2 separate regions of the Homo sapiens genome follow, and region 2 is linked to region 1. A link is an interaction called in ENCODE POLR2A ChIA-PET data of the cell type or tissue named here. Cell type or tissue: HepG2. All regions are shown on one strand. Links, peaks and the distances in the headings refer to the core of each region. The heading gives the core; the rest is flanking DNA.

Evidence for each region. Peaks named below come from ENCODE experiments on the same cell type or tissue, not always from the same donor. Only the 100,000 strongest peaks of a DNase experiment are listed, where the experiment ranks them.
Region 2: POLR2A ChIA-PET joins it to region 1 with 6 read pairs; 4 of 35 experiments call an interaction of 5 or more read pairs at or near these places.

The regions. Positions count from the first base shown.
Region 1 is chr17:81,959,909-81,976,457 of GRCh38, forward strand. LOC124904087 (a long non-coding RNA gene) reads left to right here and starts at 7,525. Exons shown (of 2, transcript XR_007065951.1): 1 at 7,525-7,612; 2 at 16,203-16,427. It overlaps NOTUM (notum, palmitoleoyl-protein carboxylesterase), which reads right to left and starts at 1,279. Exons shown (of 11, transcript NM_178493.6): 1 at 679-1,279. The coding sequence starts at 1,001. LOC105371939 (a long non-coding RNA gene) reads right to left here. Exons shown (of 2, transcript XR_933953.4): 2 at 16,060-16,549. RefSeq lists silencers at 1-105, 136-215, 6,976-7,215, 7,876-8,035, 8,046-8,095 and 1 more and enhancers at 1-552, 7,379-7,956, 16,333-16,549. In HepG2, for the core only: no CTCF peak of the experiment used is centred there; a DNase peak (open chromatin) is centred at 8,173; H3K4me3 peaks cover 892 bases.
Region 2 is chr17:81,820,833-81,823,332 of GRCh38, forward strand. MCRIP1 (MAPK regulated corepressor interacting protein 1) reads right to left here. Exons shown (of 5, transcript NM_207368.5): 5 at 1,529-2,479. The coding sequence ends at 2,415. Among named protein-coding and RNA genes, the nearest start is that of MCRIP1, 11 kb to the right of the region's middle. RefSeq lists an enhancer at 961-1,255. In HepG2, for the core only: a CTCF peak has its summit at 1,087 (motif pointing right); a DNase peak (open chromatin) is centred at 1,109.

The sequences.
Region 1 (16,549 bases), core at 7,092-9,591:
TCCGTGGAAAATCCCCACGTTCCGCCCGGCGCGGGTCCCGCTGTCACCTCGGCGCGGGCGGCGGTCCTCCCGGGGCGCGCGGCGGCGCTTGAAGCGTGAAACGCGTCCGCACTGAAGGAGCGCGCTTGGCGGGGGAACGGGACGCCGCGGGGAGCGCGGGAGGCGCGGGCGGCACCGACCCGGCGGGGGAGCCTTCCTGCCGAGCCCCGACCCCACGCCCAAGTCTCCCGCTGTCCCCGGCTGTCCTCGGCCTGTTGAGCGCGTGGGCGGCCCCGCCGCTCCCCGACCCCCGACCTCACGTCTTTTATCTACTTCGGGGCTGCAAGGAGGTGGGCAGCGGGCCTCTCCCCGCCCCCCGGTGTCGCCGGTTCCCGCTGGAGCCAGGCGCGCTCTCGGGCTGCCATCTCCCCGCCCCGGGACCGAAGGACGCCAGCAGAGCGGCTGGGCCCAGAGGCCGAGGGGTCAGTGCCCGAGCTGGCCGGGGACCAGCCCTTCCAGCGCCGCTCCGCTCCCCACGCGGAGAGTCACCGAACCGGGCACTCCTCGGGGCCAGGACCGCGGGGCGCCCGACGGAAGCCCTTTCTCCCCGGGGAGAGAACGGCCGCGGCCCGCAGGGAAGGTCCAGCCGGAGACCGGGCGCGTCGGGCGGGGCGGGGAGGTGCAGGGCGCGGGCCTTACCCGGCGGGGCTGCCGTCGTTGCAGGTCACCGAGGTGTTGAGTAGGAGGTGCAGGCGCAGGTCCTCGTTGAGCTGCTGCGCGGAGCAGGGGTACAGGGACTGCGCCAGGCTCTTGACTTGCGCCATGAAGCTGTCCATGTTACCCTCCACGGCCGTGAAGTCCAGCGGGAAGCTCTCCACGGGCTGTCCGGCCGCCGGCGCCGCCTCGGTCCGCGGGGGAGGAGGCGGCTGCTGACCCCGGCGCCGCCAGGTCTTCCTGCCCTCGCTGCCCCCGGCGCAGTGCAGCAGGCTCAGCAGCAGCAGCACGCGCACCCCTCGGCCCATGGCCGCGTCCACCTGCGGGGAGCGGGCGGCCTTGAGGCGGCGGCGGCGGCGGCGGGGGATGCCGGGCCGGGGGTGCCGGGCCGGGGGTGTCGGGGGCACTGGCCGCTCCTGCTCCCTCGCCCCCGCTCCCGCCCGCCGGGCCTGGCGGAGAAGGCGCGCGCGGCTCGGCGTCGAGGCGCTCGGGGCCGGGTGCCGTCGGCCTCCGCAGCTGGGGCTCCGCGCCCGGCCGTCCGAGGGCAGCGCAGGGTCTGGGTGCGCTGGCTGCGGCCCGCGCCAATGAGCGGCGGGGGCCGAGGCTGGGCTTATTTGCGGGGGCCGCGGCGGCCCGGGTGCCCGCGCGTTAGATGTGCCGCCGCCGCCGCCCGGGCTCGGCGGAGGGGGGAGGGGGCCGCGCTCGCTCTTTTCTTGGCGGAGGCATCGCCTTTTCTTCCCAAACCGCAAGCCTGACGGAGGGGCCTGGACTACCCCGCCGCGGCCGCCGGAGGCGCTCCCGGCCCGGCTCCGTGGGGGGGCAGCGCGGCCGGGCGGCCCCGGCGGCTCCATTCACCGCGGCCAGCCCGGCGCCGCCGCCCCCCCCCGCGGGGCAGCTGGAAGGGGCGGCGGCGACGGGGAGGGGCGAGGCTTTTCCGCGCCTGCCGGGGTGGGGGGCGGGGAACTCCGCCCGCGGCGCAGCTGGCCGAGCCCGACGGGCTGGGGGCGCGGGGCAGGCGCGCTCACCTGGAGCCGCCAGTGTCCCTCTCATCCCCCAGTGCCCAGGCCCAGAGCAGGCCGTGGGGGATTCGGACCCCGGCCCGCATCGCCCCACCTCGCGCAGCCCTGGGGCCCCGCTCTCACCGCGGCCAGCGCGGGCGGCCCAGTGGCCCCGTCCTCTCAGCGCCCCTGGCCCTGCGCCGTCCCGCTGGTGCGCCCGGCTCGGCTGCGCTCCCCCTCTGGCGCTGGCGCGGAGCCGCCAGGGACTTTTATCCAGCAGGGCCCCCCGGGATCAAAGCGGCGGCGGACACAGGGCTTCCAGCCGAGGGCCCGGCAGCAGTGGCGCCGGGGCCTCCTGGAGAAGCGGACAGGTGGGGCGCGAGGTCCTGGCTCCCTCGGAGACCTGCGGGAGGGACCGCGCGCCCCAGCAAGGCGCCGCGGGGGAGTCGCTCAGTTCCGGGGCGCTCCTGCTGGCGCTGGGGTCAGAGAAGCAGCTACGACTTAAGGAGATCGCGGGGCCAGAGGTGAGGTCCTGGATCTCCGCCCGCCCCAGCCTGGCTGCTGGCCCCATGCCGAGGACCCCCCAAGAACCTGCCCCAGCCGCCACTGGGGGAGGAGGCCAAGGGTCCAGTGGCTGCCCGCTAGGCCTCTGCTTGCGGCCCTTCATGCCACGAAGGGCACCTGCCCCATGCTTCACCTTGGAGAGCACCCCTGTCCACTCCCGAGGCTCTGGGCAGTGGGGTTAGAACAAGGTTCCTGTGGGAAATCAGTACTGGAGCAGGGTGGACAGGAGGGGTTCAGGAGGTTTCCTGCTGGGGTGAGCGCGGGTGGGATGGACAAAAGAAAGGAAAGGACATACGCAGGGCCAGCGGGGCCGGGCAGACTTTCTCCTTCACCCTCCGGTCTGAAGCCTGCTGGGCGCCATGACACCCATTTTAAAAATAGGAAACAGGTCTTACGTTTCAGGACAACCAGGTCTTACATTTCAGGACAACGATCTAGACACAAGCAGAGCTTCCAGAGCCCCTCCTAATTCAGGACAGTGGGGAGCCTACGGCACCACGTGGGGCAGGAGAGCAGAGGCGCAGGGCGGTGCCTGCAGCCAGGATGCCCCCGAGCCGCCGGCCGGGGCCATGTGGACGTCCTCCTTGCCAGCCCCGGGCTGAGTGAGGAGCTTAGGGAGAAAGTCCCAGCGCCGCCTGCACCCGCAGACAGCCGAGTTACCTGGGCTCTTGTGAAACAGAGAGACCAAACGCTGGGAGCTGTTGCCCCGCGCATTCGATGGGTGTAAGGCACCCCAGTGTAAACCACAAGGCCTAAGATCAGGCTGGGGTGCCCTGGAGGTCAGCCTAACCTGGGGACATTCTCAGAGGGAGGCAGGCTGTCACAAACTCAGGTCCCTCTCCCCACAGGGCAGGTTGCAGCATTTTCCTGACGAGGGGAACTGAGGTTCAGGGACACTAACAGAAGAGCTGAGGCTCACCCTTAGCTCTCTGCTCACTCAGAAATCCCCCCTGCTGTCCCTCCGCCGTCGGGTCAGTTTAAAAGCCAAGTGTGGGGCTGGCCAAGGGCAGTAGCTTCAGACGCAGGTCCCATCCTGAGGCGTTCTCCCACCCACACCCCGGCGGGGAAGGCTGACCCAGGGCAGATTTCAGCGTCCAGCAGGAACCTGTCCGGAGGAGGCCTCTCCCGCCGGGCACCTGTTATTCCAAGTCCGGAGCGTGATGGCATCTTCCAGCTGGCTGCACAGGGTTGATCTTCACACCGCCCTGGCTCTGAGCCATCTCCTGGTGCAGTATGGACATCCCAGGGAAGGCCTGTGACCTTTCCTTATGCCTGTGCTTCCTCTCATTTATTTATTTATTTATCTTTTTGAGACAGAGTCTTGCTCTGTCACCCAGGCTAGAGAGCATGACGTGATCTCGGCTCACTGCAACCTCTGCCTTTCGGGTTCCAGCAATTCTCCTGCCTCAGTTTCCCGAGTAGCTGGGACTACAGGCGTGTCCCATCACGCCTGCCTAACTTTTTTGTATTTTTAGTAGAGACGGGGTTTCACCGTGTTAGCCAGGATGGTCTCAGTCTCCTGACCTCGTGATCCGCCCACCTTGGCCTCCCGAAGTGCTGCGATTACAGGTGTGAGCCACGGTGCCCCGCCGCTTCCTCTCCTTTAAAGCGGGGTGATAACAGTGCCTCTGTCAGAGGGCTGTTGTGGGATTATAAGAGCCCACTTGTGAAATTGCGCGGTAGGGGTGGCAGTCATGATCACCGATGAAAATTCCAGGACGGGAGAAGACCATGTGCGTTACAGTTTCTGACGTCTCCTGTAATGCGATGGAGCCTGCATGTTGAACCGAAATGAGTTCACATTTTGGTTTATTCAACACTGGTAGCAGACGCCAGAAGAGGCTCAAACCCAAGACTTCCCCAGAACCTCTGCCCTTCCTCCACCTCCCCCCATTCCCCTCTCCTCCGAAGCCCCTTGCCGTGACCGGATGACTGACAAGGCTGCAGTCCTACGGCCGGGGACGGGGCTCCCGAGGCTCAGCAGCTGCTCACACCCATGTCCTCCTCTTGACTCACACCGACTGGCTCTGTCCTCACACTTCCCCAGCCCCTGGGACAGCTTTATCCTCTGCACCTGGGACTCCCCACCCGGAGTTTTGAGCACCCAGAGCCTGGCAGCAGCTCCCGTGGCGGGTCCTATGGGCCAGCAGGTGCTGGGCCTTTGCTTCCAGGCCACCTGCATCAAGATGGGACCAACCTGGCCCTGACAGGTATAAGAAAGGGGGACCCAGGTCCATCAGTAATGGGTCAGATGCTACCTCATGCCCACTAAGATGACCACGATCAAAACACAGAAACTAACAAGCGTGGGTGCAGCCGCGGTGACACAGAAGCCCCAGAGCATCGCTGTGGGGATGGACAGTGCAGTGGCCACGTCCCTCACCATGGAAAACGGTTTGGTGGCTCCTCAGTATGTTACACAAAACACGTGACCCAGCAGGCCCACTCCCAGGGATACACCCAGAGAATTGAAGACAAGTGTTCAAACAAAAACTGGCTCATGAATGTTCACAGCAGGACTAGTCACAGTAGCCAAAAGGCGGAAAACAGCCCCAAAGTCCATCAGCAGATGAGTGGGTAAACACAATGGAACACAGCCATACAACGGAATATATTCTAGCCGTAAAACAAACGAAGTTCTGACATATGCTGCACTGTGGGTGAATCTTGAGAATATCAGCCAAGTGACATGAACTGGACACTGAAGGGCACATGCGGTATGAGTCCATTCATTTCGAGTGTCCAGAAGAGGCAACTTCATAGAGATAGAAAGTCCGCTGGTGGTTTCCAGGAGATGGAGAGAAACAGGGAGTGATTACTAATGGGTACAGGATTTCTTTTTTTCTTTTGTTTTTTTGTAAGACAGAATCTTGCTCTGTCACCCAGGCTGGAATGCAGTGATGTGATCTCGGCTCGCTGCAACTTCCGACTCTAAGGCTCCAACAATTCTCCTACATAGCTGGGATTACAGGTGTGCACCACCATGCCCAGCTAATTTTTGTATTTTTAGTAGACATGGGGTTTCACCATGTTGATCAGCTGGTCTCTGACCTCAGGTGATCCACCCACCTCGGCCTCCCAAAGTGCTGGGATTATAGGCGTGAGCCACTGTGCCCAGCTGGTACGGGGTTTCTTTTTGGGGTGATTAAAATGTTCTAAAATGGATTGTGGTAATGGTTGCACAATTTTCTGAATGTACTCTGTCATGTGATTAGATTTTTTTTTTTTTTTTTTTGAGATGGAGTTTTACTCTTGTTGCCCAGACTGGAGTGCAATGGCTCGATCTCAGCTCACTGCAACCTCTCCCTCCCGGGTTCAAGCGATTCTCCTGCCTCAGACTCCTGAGTAACTGGAATTACAGACATGCGCCACCAGGCTCAGCTAATTTTTTTTTTTTTTTGTATTAAGTAGAGACGGGGTTTCACCATGTTAGGCTGATCTCGAACTCCTGACCTCAGGTGATCCACCTGCCTTGGCCTCCCAAAGTGCTGGGATTACAGGCATGAGCCATGGCACCCACCCTGATATTTTAAAGTAGTTAGTTCTGACTGGGCACGGTGGCTCACGCCTGTAATCCCAGCACTTTGGGAAGTCCTGGAAGAAGGATTGCTTGAGCCCAGGGGTTCGAGACCAGCCTGGGCAGCACAGCAAGATCCCGCTTCCATCTAAAAGAATCAGTGGGTAAGACCAACAACGATCAGGCTGGGCACAGGGCACCAGGTGGCGGGGATGAGGCCTGAGGCCCCGTGAGCGGAGTGGCCAGCTTGGGGTGGAGTGGGCCGGCTCCTCTCTAGAAACCTTCCTGGCAGGTAGGGTGTTTCAGAACCCTCCTTTTGCATGTTAGACAGATATCCACTTTGTCTGCACCAGAGCGGATGGGTTAGGACAGCCAAGTACCGGCTGCTGCGGGGCCTGCAGTTGCGTCTCAGGTTCCTCGTCTGTAAAACGGGATGAGAACAGCACCTGCCTCACAGAGTCCGCGTGAACATCAAAGGTGCAGGATGTTTGGGGGCTCCGCTCGGCGTCTCCGGCGATGACCATGTGATAAATGACAGTTATGCTGCCCAGGCGTCGTGGGATTGCAGGCGATCCCCCAGGGACCAAGGTTGACTGCGAGGGCAGACATGGGGGCCTGGCGACGAGAGCACCACAGTGCCCATCCCAGGCTGCATGGTTGCGTGTGGTGTCCCTCACAGGGTGTGCCCTTCTCTGCTTCCCTGGCCCTGCCCCATCCCCACTGTCCTGTTCAGGGAGGACCATACAGGGTTCCCCAGGCTCCCATTCAGGTGGCGCCGGGGCTTCTGACTGAGCCTAGACTCTGTGTGCCCCGCGGCAGGAAAGCTGGGGAAACGAAGGCCCAGAGGGGACTCTGTGCTTCAGGAGAGGCACCCCGAGACAGGACGGGGTGAGGGTTCTGTTCACCGCCTTCCCCTGGGGAGGGAGCTGGGGATGCACAGGTGGTTCTGAGTCAATCCGCCGGGGTCACGGCTGTGCTGGGGGGCCGGAGCCCCCCCCCTGGGAAAAAGGGGTCAAGACAGCACATTTCAGGAAGCAAGGGCCCAAGCTGGCGGGCAGGCGCAGTCGGAGAGGGAGGAAGGTGTGATGGAGGGCAGCTGGCGGTACAGGGGTCCCCTCGAGACCTCGCGTGGGGCCCTGGAACTTGGTGATATGAGCGTCCAGCACACAGCATGTCAGGCAGCCCCAGACCCGGCTTCCTTGTCCATACTGGAGGCGGCTCCCTGCCGCACATCCCGGGCCCCTCCCCCCAGGGCCTTGAGCGCCAGGGCCGCTCTGGGCTCCAGCTGCTGCCAGCCGTCTGGGGCCCAGCTGTTGTGTGCTGGCCTCGGCCGCCCCGCCCCGCCTGGCCACCTGGGCTGCCCTGCGCCCCAGCTGCTGGCCTCTGAGGCCCAAGTGAGCAGGGAAGTGAGGCGGGCCACCCGCTTCCCCATGTGGCTGGCTGTTGGGGGAGGCCGCCGCTTCCCCCTTGGCTGGCTCTTGGGGGAGGCCCTGCTCTCCAACCGGCTCAGAGTGGGGGAGGTGCCGAGGCCAGGCGGTGCCGTCGCAGAGCATGGCCCCTTTTTGGTTTCCCCCAACCTCCTTTTCTGGTCACCCCATCCATCAGAAGGACCCTTCTTGGCCTCATATCCTGGGACCTTGATGAGCCAAGTCCCTTGTCAGGAGCTGCTGTGGCTCTCGCCCAGGTCCTTGGAGGGGCGAGGGGGGCCCCTGGGCGGGGCGGCTGCTCCTGGGCTTGGTGTTGGGGCTGCCCTCTCCCTGGCCCCAGTGCCTGGGAGTGAGTGGCCTCTGGATTCCCTGGTGGAAAGGATCGGCCTTGCCCTAGGATGTCCTTCACCCAGGTGAGAGCTCCTAGAGCCCAGCGGGGAGGCCGAGGCTGTCATTTTTGGACCCAGGTATTTGGCGGGATCTGCCCCTCTTGGCACCCCTGCAGCTGAGCTCCGCCCCATCCCGCCTCCTCCCTACGGCTTCACCCGGCTGGTGCCAACATGCAGCCTACTGGGCTAACCATGGAGTGGCAGGGCCACCAGGGAAAGGCCACCCTCCAAAGCTGGGGGAGGAAGGGCATGGGGATGGGGGAGTCCCAGCTCATCAGTGGAGATGCCGCCTCTTGGGACATCACGCAGACAGTGTGTGGCTCCTTCCTGGACAGGTGAGGGAGGCTGGAGGTCAGGCTCCCGGGTGCCAAGGGGAGGGGCAGAGAGGCTGGTCCTTTGCCCTCCCAGCTGCCAGGCTCCACCGCCCTCACGAGCTGCAGGCCGCGGCCCCCACCCGTCCAGCCTGCTGGTCCCCACGCTCCTGCTCCTGCCGCAACAGCGGCAGCAGGCCAGGGAGGCCATGTGACCTTCGCTCGCCCTCCCTCCCTCCCTGTGATCCCCACGTGGCCTCTGGGGAGGCAGAAACAAACCCTCAGATCTTGCCACTGGGAACCTTTCAGCGCCAGCGACATCAAAGAGGGGCGGCGGCGGCGGGGGCGGCCGGCGGATGCTTCTCTTAAAGGGCCACGCCACTTTTAATTCAAAGCAGATCCTGGGAGCAGCTGTCTAGCTGCTGTCTGGGAGGGAAGGTGGCAGCCGAGCCCTCTCCAGACCTGGCTGCAGTTGCTCCTTAGAACTAGTTCAACCAGGCTGGGTGCGGTGGCTCAAGCCTGTAATCCCAGCACTTTGGGAGGCCAAAGCAGGGAAAACACGTGAGGTCGGAAGTTCGAGACCAGCCTGGCCAACATGGTGAAACCCTGTCTGCTAAAAACACAAAAATCATTACAGAAAGAAAACTCATGGGATGAAAAAAAAAAAAAAAATCAGCCAGGCATGGTGGTGGCGCGTGCCTGTAATCCCAGCTACTTGGGATGTTGAGGCACGAGAATTCCTTTAACCCAGGAGATGGAGGTTAGAGTGAGCTGAGATCACGCCACTGCACTCCAGCCTGGGTGAGAGAGTGAGACTCTGCCTCAAAAAAAAAAAACAACAAAAAAAAACTAGTTAAACCGGAGAGGGGTGGGGACGGAGAAGAAGAACCAGCACTATGCCGCCCTTAGAACTGAGGCTGACAAGGTCCCAAGTGGCCAGACGGCAGCAAGGTAGAAACTAGATTCGTTTAATGAAATAAATAGTGTGAGCCCTCTCGCACATTTATGTATGAGCTGCGATTCTTTTATGATTATTATTTTTAGAGACAAGGTCTCACTCTGTGTTGCCAGGCTGGACTGCAGTGGTGTGATCACGGCTCACCGTAGCCCTGAACTCCCGGGCTCAAGTGATCCTCCTGCCTCAGCCTCCTGAGTACCTTGGACTACAGGCTTGCACCACCACACTCGGTTACTTTTTAATTTTTTTTGTAGAGATGGGGTCTCACTATGTTGCCCAGGCTGGTCTTGACCTCTTGGGCTCATGTGATCCTCCCCCTTAGCCACCCTAGATGCTGGGATTACAGCCGCATGTCACCCTGCCTGGCCCTGAGGTGGGATTGTGAACCTGCCCAGGTGTCTGTCCTGCCTAGAGGCCACTGACTGAGGCTGGAAGTGAGGCAGCTCCATGAGCCACAGGAAGGTTCCCTGACCACCTCCCATTCATTTGCCTGAGCCCTGTCCCAGGCACGGGGACATGGGGCCGGGATGGCAGGTGCACCTTTGCAGGGCTTGTCTTCTGGAGGAAGCAGATGCTGAAAAGTAGCTGTTCAAGGAGCTCCCTGACAGGGTGACAGGGGAAGGGAAGACAGGAAAGCCAGGCAGAAGACAGCCCCTGTGCTGGGCATTCAGTGGGCCTGGCAAGGGCCTGGGCCAGCCCTGGGATTGACTTTGTGCAGCCTTCGGGGAGGAACCCAAACTCATCTTCTGGCCTGGCTCAGGCTTCCTGCAGCCCACCGGGGACTCACTGCCTGCAATGACCTCTTGGCCTTCCTGTGCCAAGTCAGGGTCCACTCACCTGCCTGGAGGGTGCTACAGGTGAGGATCTGAGGCCTGGGCAGGCGAGGCTCTATGTTGGAGGCCAGCACAGACCAGGTCAAAGTTCAGTTCGGTGCAGGTAGGGGGCTGGACCTGGTGCCTGGACCATTCCACGCCTGGACACTGTGGCCTCCCATGCAATGTCCAGCAGTGAGCACTTTGTGCTTTTGACTTAGTGCATGGTGGAGAAGAGTGGAGTCATAGGTGGCCGCAGAGTGGGGTCATGCGTAAATCTTTGAAAACGTGGGTGGGCTGCAGTGATAACAGCAAAAGAGACTGTGATATCCTGTGGTCACCTGTTGTATAAGGAGGAAGATAGGTTAAGAATCTACATCTGGCTGGGCGCAGTGGCTCACGCCGGTAATTCCAGCACTTTGGGAGGCTGAGGTCGGCGGATCACTTGAACCCGGGAGGTGGAGGTTGTGGTGAGCCGCGATCACGCCACTGCACTCCAGCCTGGGCAACAGAGTGAGACTCAGTCAAAATATATATATACATATATACATACATATACATATATATACATATATATACATATATACATATATATACATATATACATACATATACACATATATACATATATATACACATATATACATATATATACATATATATATACATATATATACATATATATATATACATATATATATATATATATTTGATTCCAAAGTATAAAGACATGGCCTGACCTGTTTCTTCTCCCACTCATCCTCATAGAAAACCATTTTCTTTTTTTTCTCTTTTTAGAGATGGAGTCTCGCTCTGTTGCCCAGCCTGGAGTGCAGTGTTGTGACCACAGCTCACTGCAGCCTCAAACTCCGGCCTCAGCCTCCTGAGTAGCTTGGACTACAGGCACACGCCACCACGCCTGGCTAATTTTTTTTTTTTTTTTTTGAGACAGAGTCTCACTCAGTTGCCCAGGCTGGATTGCAGTGGCTCGATCTCCGCTCACTGCAGGCTCTGCCTCCTGGGTTCACACCATTCTCCTGCGTCAGCCTCCTGAGTAGCTGGGACTACAGGCACCCGCCACCACACCCAGCTAATTTTTTTGTATTTTTTTTTTAGTAGAGACGGGCTTTCACCATGTTAGCCAGGATGGTTGCGATCTCCTGACCTTGTGATCCACCCACCTCAGCCTCCCAAAGTGCTGGGATTACAGGCATGAGCCACTGCGCCCGGCCAATTTTTTTTTTTTTTTGAGACAGAGTCTCGCTCTGTTGCCCAGGCTGGAGTGCAGTGGTGCTATCTTGGCTCACTGCAACCTCCGCCTCCTGGGTTCAAGCAATTCTCCTGTGTCAGCCTCCTCAGTAACTGGGATTACAGGTGTGCACCACCACGCCGGGCCAATTTTTGTATTTTTAGTATACGGGGTTTCACCATGTTGGTCCGGATGGTCTCAAACTCCTGACCTTGTGATCTGCCCATCTTGGCCTCCCAAAGTGCTGGGATTACAGGTGTGAACCACTGTGCCCGGCCAAGAAAACCATTTTCGTTAACTTCTAGGGTAGCCTGCTTGTTTTTCTTTTTGCAAAGATGAGCAAATTCCTGTGTCAGGTGCCAGGTGGGCACATATGTAGATTTTTTTTTTTTTTTTCTGAGACGGAGTCTTGCTCTGTCACCCAGGCTGGAGTGTGAGTGCAGCGGCACCATCTCGGCTCACTGCAACCTCCACCTCACGGGTTCAAGAGATTCTCCTGCCTCAGCCTCCAGAGTAGCTGAGATGACAGGCACACACCACCACGCCCGGCTGATTTTTGTATTTTTAGTAGAGGTGGTGTTTCATCATGTTGGCCAGGCTGGTCTTGAACTCCTGAACTCAGGTGATCCACCCGTTTTGGCCTTCCAAAGTGCTGGGATTACAGGCGTGAGTCACCGTACCGCACCTGAATCAAATAAACCTTTTGAACAATGAAAATATAGCACTATAAAAAAGGATGAAGAAAAAACCCCAAATTTAGTAAAAAACAAAATAAATAAATGTAACCTAACCGTGCATCAAATTGTTAAACGGACCTAACCTACCTATAATGGTTAATTGTATGTGTCAACTTGACCAGGCTAAGGGATACCCAGAGAGTTGGTAAAACCTCATGGCTGGGTATGTCTTCAAGGATGTTTCTGGAAGAAATTAGCATTTGGATCAGTGGCCCAAGAAGATCCACCCTCACCACAGCGGGCAGGAATCATCCAATCAGTTGAGGGCCCAAATAGAACAAAAAGGTGGAAGAAGGACACATTCTCTCTTCTTGAGCTGGGACGTCCATCCTCCTGCCCTTGGACATTGGAGAAGGGCAACCTGCTTCTCAGGCTTTTGGACTCCAGGACTTACACCAGCCGCCCATCCTACACTTCTGGGGCTTCAGGATGGGAGTTACACCTCTCGCTCCCCTGGTTCTCAGACCTGCAGACTTGGATTGAATTAAATTATATTGTAATTATATTATAAACCAATGTATTGAGTTATACACTGGTTTTGGGTATTGAGTTATACACTGGTTTGAGTATTCAGTTATACACTGGTTTATAATACACTGGTTTTCCTGTCTCAAGCTTGCAGACAACCGACCATGGGACTTCTTTCTCAGCCTCTATAATCATTTGAGCCAATTCCCATAATACATTTCCTCTTTTTTTTTTGAGATGGAGTCTCACTCTGTCACTCAGGCTGGAGTACAGTGGTGTGATCTCGGCTCACTGCAACCTCCACCTCCCGGGTTCAAGTGATTCTCCTGCCTCAGCCTCCCGAGTAGCTGCGACTATAGGTGTGCAGCACCACACCCGGCTATTTTTTGTGTTTTCAGTAGAGATGAGGTTTCCCCATGTTGGCCAGGCTGGTCTCTTGTATATATCTGTGCATATCCTATTGGTTCTGTTTCTCTGGAGGACCCTATAATACACTAACCTAACCTAACACAGAAAAGCAAATTAATTCAAATAACTTTTGAACACAATACTCTATGTTTCTTTAATGGGACATACTCTAAAGGACAAAAATAGCTACAAAGACATCTTGAAATTTCCACAGTAGATCTGTTGTTAATAGCAAGATTGCCGCAGTACCTCTGAAACTATTTGGAGGGCATTTTAGAACAAAGCAAATGAATAAATATACTGATTTACTGACAATTAGGGTTCTCACTGCGGACAAAGGAGGTATTAGGTTGAACCATGTAGGTTTTGTCATTTTTTTGTAGATCAAAAATGATCGGCTGGGCGCAGTGGCTCATGCCTATCTATAATCCCAGTACTTTGAGAGGCCGAGGTGGGAGGATCACCTGAGGTCTGGAGTTCAAGACCAGCCTGGCCACCACAGTGAAACCCCATCGCTACTAGAAATACAAAGATTAGCTGCTCATGGTGGCAAGCGCCTGTAATCCAAGCTATTCAGGAGGCTGAGGAAGGAGAATCGCTTGAACCCGGGAGATGGGGGTTGCACTGAGCCGAGATCGTGCCACTGTATTCCAGCCTGGGCAATAGAGCGAGACTCTGTCTCAAAAAAAAAAAAAAAAAAAAAAAAAAAAGCCTGGGTGCGGTGGCTCACACCTGTAATCCCAGCACTTTGGGAGGCCGAGGCAGGCGGATCACAAGGTCAGGAGATTGAGACCATTCTGGCTAACATGGTGAAACCCTGTCTCTACTAAAAATACAAAAAATTAGCCGGGTGTGGTGGCCGGTGCCTGTAGTCCCAGCTACTCGGGAGGCCGAGGCAGGAGAATGGCGTGAACCTGGGAGGTGGAGCTTGCAGTGAGCCAAGATTGCGCCACTGCACTCCAGCCTGGGTGACAGAGTGAGACTCCGTCTCAAAAAAAAAAAAAAAGAAGATAAAAAAAGGTTAACTAGGGCAATTTAATAGAATTCAACCAAATACAAATATGGAATGAGGGAAGAAGGGGGAGAAGGCTGAGGTGTGGCTTAGAAATATTCAGATGAATTCATCACACTAATTGTGTCCCCTGAGAGGGCCCAGAAAGCAGTGACATCCCAGTAGCCATGAGCACACTCAGCACCCAGAACTTGGTCTCTAAATCCCATTTCCTTGTAAAAGGGATTGGGGTTTCTCTGAAAAATGGCTGACTTCAGGGCTTGGGCAGAGAGGAGATGCCCAAAGAATAATGGAAATGCCAAAAGGATGCAGGAAAGATGTCCACACTTGGACAATTAACTGTGGATTAACTCAGAGTATGATACCAACATTAGATTTCCCAATTTTGTATGAAATTATGGTGGCTATATAAGAGACTGGCCTTATTTTATTTATTTATTTTTTTGAGACTGAGTCTCACTCTGTCGCCAAGGCTGGAGTGCAATGGCGTGATCTTGGCTCACTGTAACCTCCACCTCCCACAATCAAGCAATTCTCCCACCTCAGCCTCCCAAGTAGCTGGAATTACAGGCACCTGCCATCACGCCCAGCTACTTTTTGTATTTTTTGTAGAGATAGGGTTTCACCATGTTGGCCAGGCTGGTTTTGAACTCCTGACCTCAGGTGATCCACCCGCCTTGGTCTCCCAAAATGCTGGGATTACAGGCGTGAGCCACTGCACCTGGTTGAGACTGGCCTTATTCTTAGGAAAGAGAAAAACTGAAGTATTTAGTGGCGAAGGTGCTCAATGTCTTTACTGCAGCCTCGACCTCCTGGGCTCAAGTGATCCTCCTGCCTCAATCTCTCAAATCGCTGGGACTACAGGGACATGCCACCATGCCTAGCTAACCTTTGTATTTTTTGTAGAGCTGGGGTCTCACTATGTTGCCTAGGGTGGTCTCAAACTCCTAGGCTCAAATGATCCTCCTACTTTGGCCTCCCAAAGTGCTGGGATTATAGGTGTAAGCCACTGTGCCTGGCCAGAAAAAGTTTTTACATGTATATGGAGAGAGAGAAAGAGAATATGATAAAACAAATGGGGTGACATGTAAACACTGATTTATCTGGCTAAAAGATATACAGGAGGCTGGGCGTGGTGGCTCACACCTGTAATCCCAGCACTTTGGGAGGCTGAGGCGGGTGGATCACGAGGTCAGGAGATTGAGACCATCCTGGCTAACATGGTGAAACCCCATGTCTACTAAAAATACAAAAAATTAGCCGGGCATGGTGGCAGGTGCCTGTAGTCCCAGCTACTCGGGAGGCTGAGGCAGGAGAATGATGTGAACCCGGGAGGCGGAGCTTGCAGTGAGCCGAGATTGCACCACTGCACTCCAGCCTGGGCAACAGAGCGAGACTCCGTCTCAAAAAACAAAACAAAACAAAACAACAACTAGCTGGGTGTGGTGCTGCACACCTGTAGTCCCAGCTACTCGGGAGGCTGAGGCAGAAGAATCGCTTGAACCCGGGAGGCAGAGGTTGCAGTGAGCTGAGATTTCGCCACTGCACTCCAGCCTGGCGACAGAGGGAGACTCCATCTCCAAAAAAAAAAAAAAAAAAAAAAGATATACAGCAGGAATTCTTGCTTTTGCAAACTTTTCTTCTCTTTCTTCCTTCCTCCTCCCTCTTCTTCTTTCTTCTCCTTCTCCTTTTTTGAGACGGTATCGTACTACGTTGCTCGGGCTGGGGTGCAGTAGTTATTCATAGGCATGAATAGTGGTTCACTAAGGCTGGAACTTAAGTAATTCTCCTGCCTCGGCCACCGGAGTAGCTAAGACTACAGGTGTGAGCCACCTTGCTCGGCTAAGTTTGAAATAATATCAGGATAAAAGATCATCCCTCCTATCAAAAAAAGCATAGGAGCCAGCTTAAAGGAGGTCTCACTGGCCAAATTCGGACCAATTTGAGCATCAAAAAGAATGCTGACTGAATGAAAAAAATACATGAATTCATATTAATAAATATATATATTTCAAGATGGGGTTTCACTCTTGTCGCCCAGGCTGGAGTGCAATGGTGCGATCTTGGCTCGTTGCAACCTCCATCTCCCAGGTTCAAGTGATTCTCCTACCTCAGTGTCCCGAATAGCTGGGATTACAGGCACGCACCGCCATGCCCGGCTAATTTTTGTACTTTTTTTTTAAGTAGAGACAGGATTTCACCATGTTGGCCAAGATGGTCTCAATCTCTTGACCTTGTGATCTGCCCAACTCAGCCTCCCAAAGTGCTGGGATTACAGGCGTGAGCCACCGCGCCTGGCCATATTTAATTTTTTTTTTTTTTTTTTTTTTGAGACAGAGTCTTGCTCCGTCTCCCAGGCTGGAGTACAGTGGCGTGATCTCAGCTCACTGCGAGCTCTGCCTCCCGGATTCACGCCATTCTCCTGCCTCAGCCTCCCAAATATTTAATAACTTTTTAAAGAAGGGGAAGCTTGACCGAAAGTGACTATAAATGTAGAAGAAACAATAAACTTGGGAAGCCATGATTTTGCAGCTTTACGGTTTAACACTGAATCTACTCATTAACTGATGCTAAAACTGTTGGGCAAATGGTTATTGGGAAAACTTGATGCTTGTGGTCTCAGAGAATGACCTCACGCATGCCTTAATTACTCCACAAGGAGCCACGGACCTTGACCATGGAGGAATTCAGCAGACCCAAAGCTGACCAAGTGGTTCAACTTCACGTCCTCACTCATGGCCACGCTGATGTCCTGCACCTCCTGCTGACTTGTCACCTCCCTTCATCATTGCCCCAAACGTTTAACCAAGGATCCAGACTGTGGGACAGTCTAAGGAAAATAGGAACAGACTCTTCAAAAACGCCACTAAAGAATTAAAACCCACCAGGTGATGTGTGGCTCAGTAAGGTTCTGAGGTTGCACAGAGCATGGGACTGGCTGGCTGGATGGGAGGGCTATGGCTAGCCTGGGGCTTTCCCCAGGTTTCTCCAATGTACATAGATGTC
Region 2 (2,500 bases), core at 1-2,500, 150 kb before region 1:
CTTTTCTTTAATAAATTTGCTTAAAAAAAAAAAAGAACCCAAAGGCTGGGCACGGTGGCTTACGCCTGTAATCCCAGCACTTTGGGAGGCCGAGGAGGGTGGATCACAAGGTCAGGAGAATGGCTAACACGGTGAAACCCTGTCTCTACTAAAAATACAAAAAGTCAGCCGGGCATGGTGGCGCTCGCCTGTAGTCTCAGCTACTCGGGAGGTTGAGGCAGGAGAATCGCTTGAACCCAGGAGGTGGAGGTTGCAGTAAGCCAAGCTCACACCATTGCACTCCAGCCTGGGTGACAGAGCAAGACTCCGTCTCAAAAACAAACAAACAAACAAACAAAAACACCAAAAACCAGAAAACCCAGAGGGGTAAATTGAGGCAGGCTGGCCGTGTGCCAGGCCCCAGACTGCAGAGCCCAGACTCCCCACCGAAGGCTGAGGGTCGCGCTTGCTGTGTGAGGCTCAGCACCTTGTCAAGTGCACCCACACGGTGACTCGTGGGGGTAGCAGCACCAAGCACTGCGCCACCCATGATGTAGTCATCACCACCTGAAGAAACCAAGGCTGACTCCAACCTGCTCACAGCCACGGTGTAGCAATGGCCTGGCCAGGGCTCAAGCCCACCCCTCCTCCTCCTGGGAATCTGGGAACCCCATGTTTGAGTGGGCCCCCCACTGCAGGACCTCTGCTGGCCCTTGCAGCTACCACTGTACAGAAGGTGCACAGGGCAGGGCCTTGTCCCCAAGAGGCTCGGTGAGTGGAAGGCACATGGCATGAGGACCGCTGTGAGCCGCCCGCCCCTCATCCCCGTGGTGGTGTTCCCCAGGCTGCATCGGCTCAACAGGGGGAGGCAGCCTGGGTCACCCTAGCCTGGTGGGCACTCGAAACGCTCCTCGAAGGACTCACAGGCCCCATGGGGGCCAGGTAAGGCCGTGTGTTTACAGGGAGTTGGCTCGGGGCTGGGTACTGCTGTGCACACTGGCTGCCAGGCGGCAGCTGGGCTGGTTTATTACTGGAACACCCTCCCCTGCTCCTCCTCCCCGGGGAGGCCAGCCCTGCGCCAGCATCTCCTGCACCAGCCCACCCACCAGGAGGCGCCTGTGGGGCCACTCTTCTGGGAAAGCGTGTTCCTGGAATAAATTCTGGTTTCGCTTCCAACAGGAACAGGAATAGAGCTCCCTGTCTGGCCTGCCAGGGCAGCTTGCAGGTTTGAAGGTCAAGTGCACGTGGCTCTCTCCTGGGCCCAGCGGCACCCCCTTCTTCTGGACAGGGGAGGAGCCAGCTCCTAGAGGGGCCACAGTGCCCCAGAGGGTGGGTTCAGGGTGGTGCCTACTACCTCTGCGGCCCCCTGGGCAGCCCCTGTGGCAGAACAAGGGTAGTGATATCAGGCAGCCCAGCCTCTCCCTCCAGAATGCCCTCCCTGCCACCACCTGCCCTAGGAGACCTGAGCACGCCCAGTGGCTTAGACTGAGAATTTCTGGGCTTGAGAAGCCTTCGCCATGATCTGGGGTTTCCAGCCCTGCCCGGGAGCTGGCTGTGCATGTGTGCCGCAGGGGCAGAGGCCTGACAGACCACCAAGAGGCCACGCCCAGTGCCGCCGCCTTTATTCACAGACCCTCGAGCTCCACAGCCACACAGACACTTAGCTTTCAGAGGGCACAGGAAGGAAAAGGGACCTGGTGACCCTCCCAGCACACCCCAGAGCCAAGACAGACCCAGCAGCAGCACCTCAGGGTCAGCCTGGGTGCCCCTGCCCAGGGGCCACTGTGACCGCAGACACCAGGAGGCCAGGCCTGGTTGCTGGGGACCCCCTTGGGGGGCCCGGCAGTATCCTAGGCCCAAAGAGCTGGTGCCATCTTGAAGCTGATTCAGGGAAGAGGCCAGGCTGGACGGTAGGGGTAGGTGTGAGAAGCTCCCCAGCGTGTCCAGGCCACGGGAGCAGCAAGGGTCTGCGGGGAGCCCAGGCTGGATGGGGTGGGGCTGCCCTTGTCCTGTATCCTGACCACTTCAAGGACAAAACCAGCCCAGTCCCAGCAGCCTGGGAGGCAGCAGAGGCTCCTTCTTCTCCCCTCCTGATCCTGCAGTGGCCAGGGGCAGGAGGGTGAGGGGAGAGGAGAGAGGTCAGGTCAGGGCCCCTGGGGGCCAGGCAGCTTCAAAAATGCAGCCAGGTGGCTGGGGGAGGGCAGGAGGGTGGGCAGGGCCCAGACCCCCATGATGGGGGCAGCCTGAGACCCCCAAGGATGAAGGAAGGGGGCTTGGGAAGGAGAGGCAGGCCTCAGCCGTCAGTCACGCCAGTGCTGGGATCTGCAGCCCGCTGGAGCAAGGCACCCCCATCCCAGGGGCAGGACCACAGGACAGGAGGGAACCGACACCTCGCACCCTGATCTTCCGGAGGCCGGGGAGGGGCACCGGGCGCTCTAGGACTTCTTGGCATCCTGCGTGCTCCGGCGCTTCAGGTCACTCAGGTCGATGGGCTTGAAGGCTGCCAGGGGACAACGCGGTA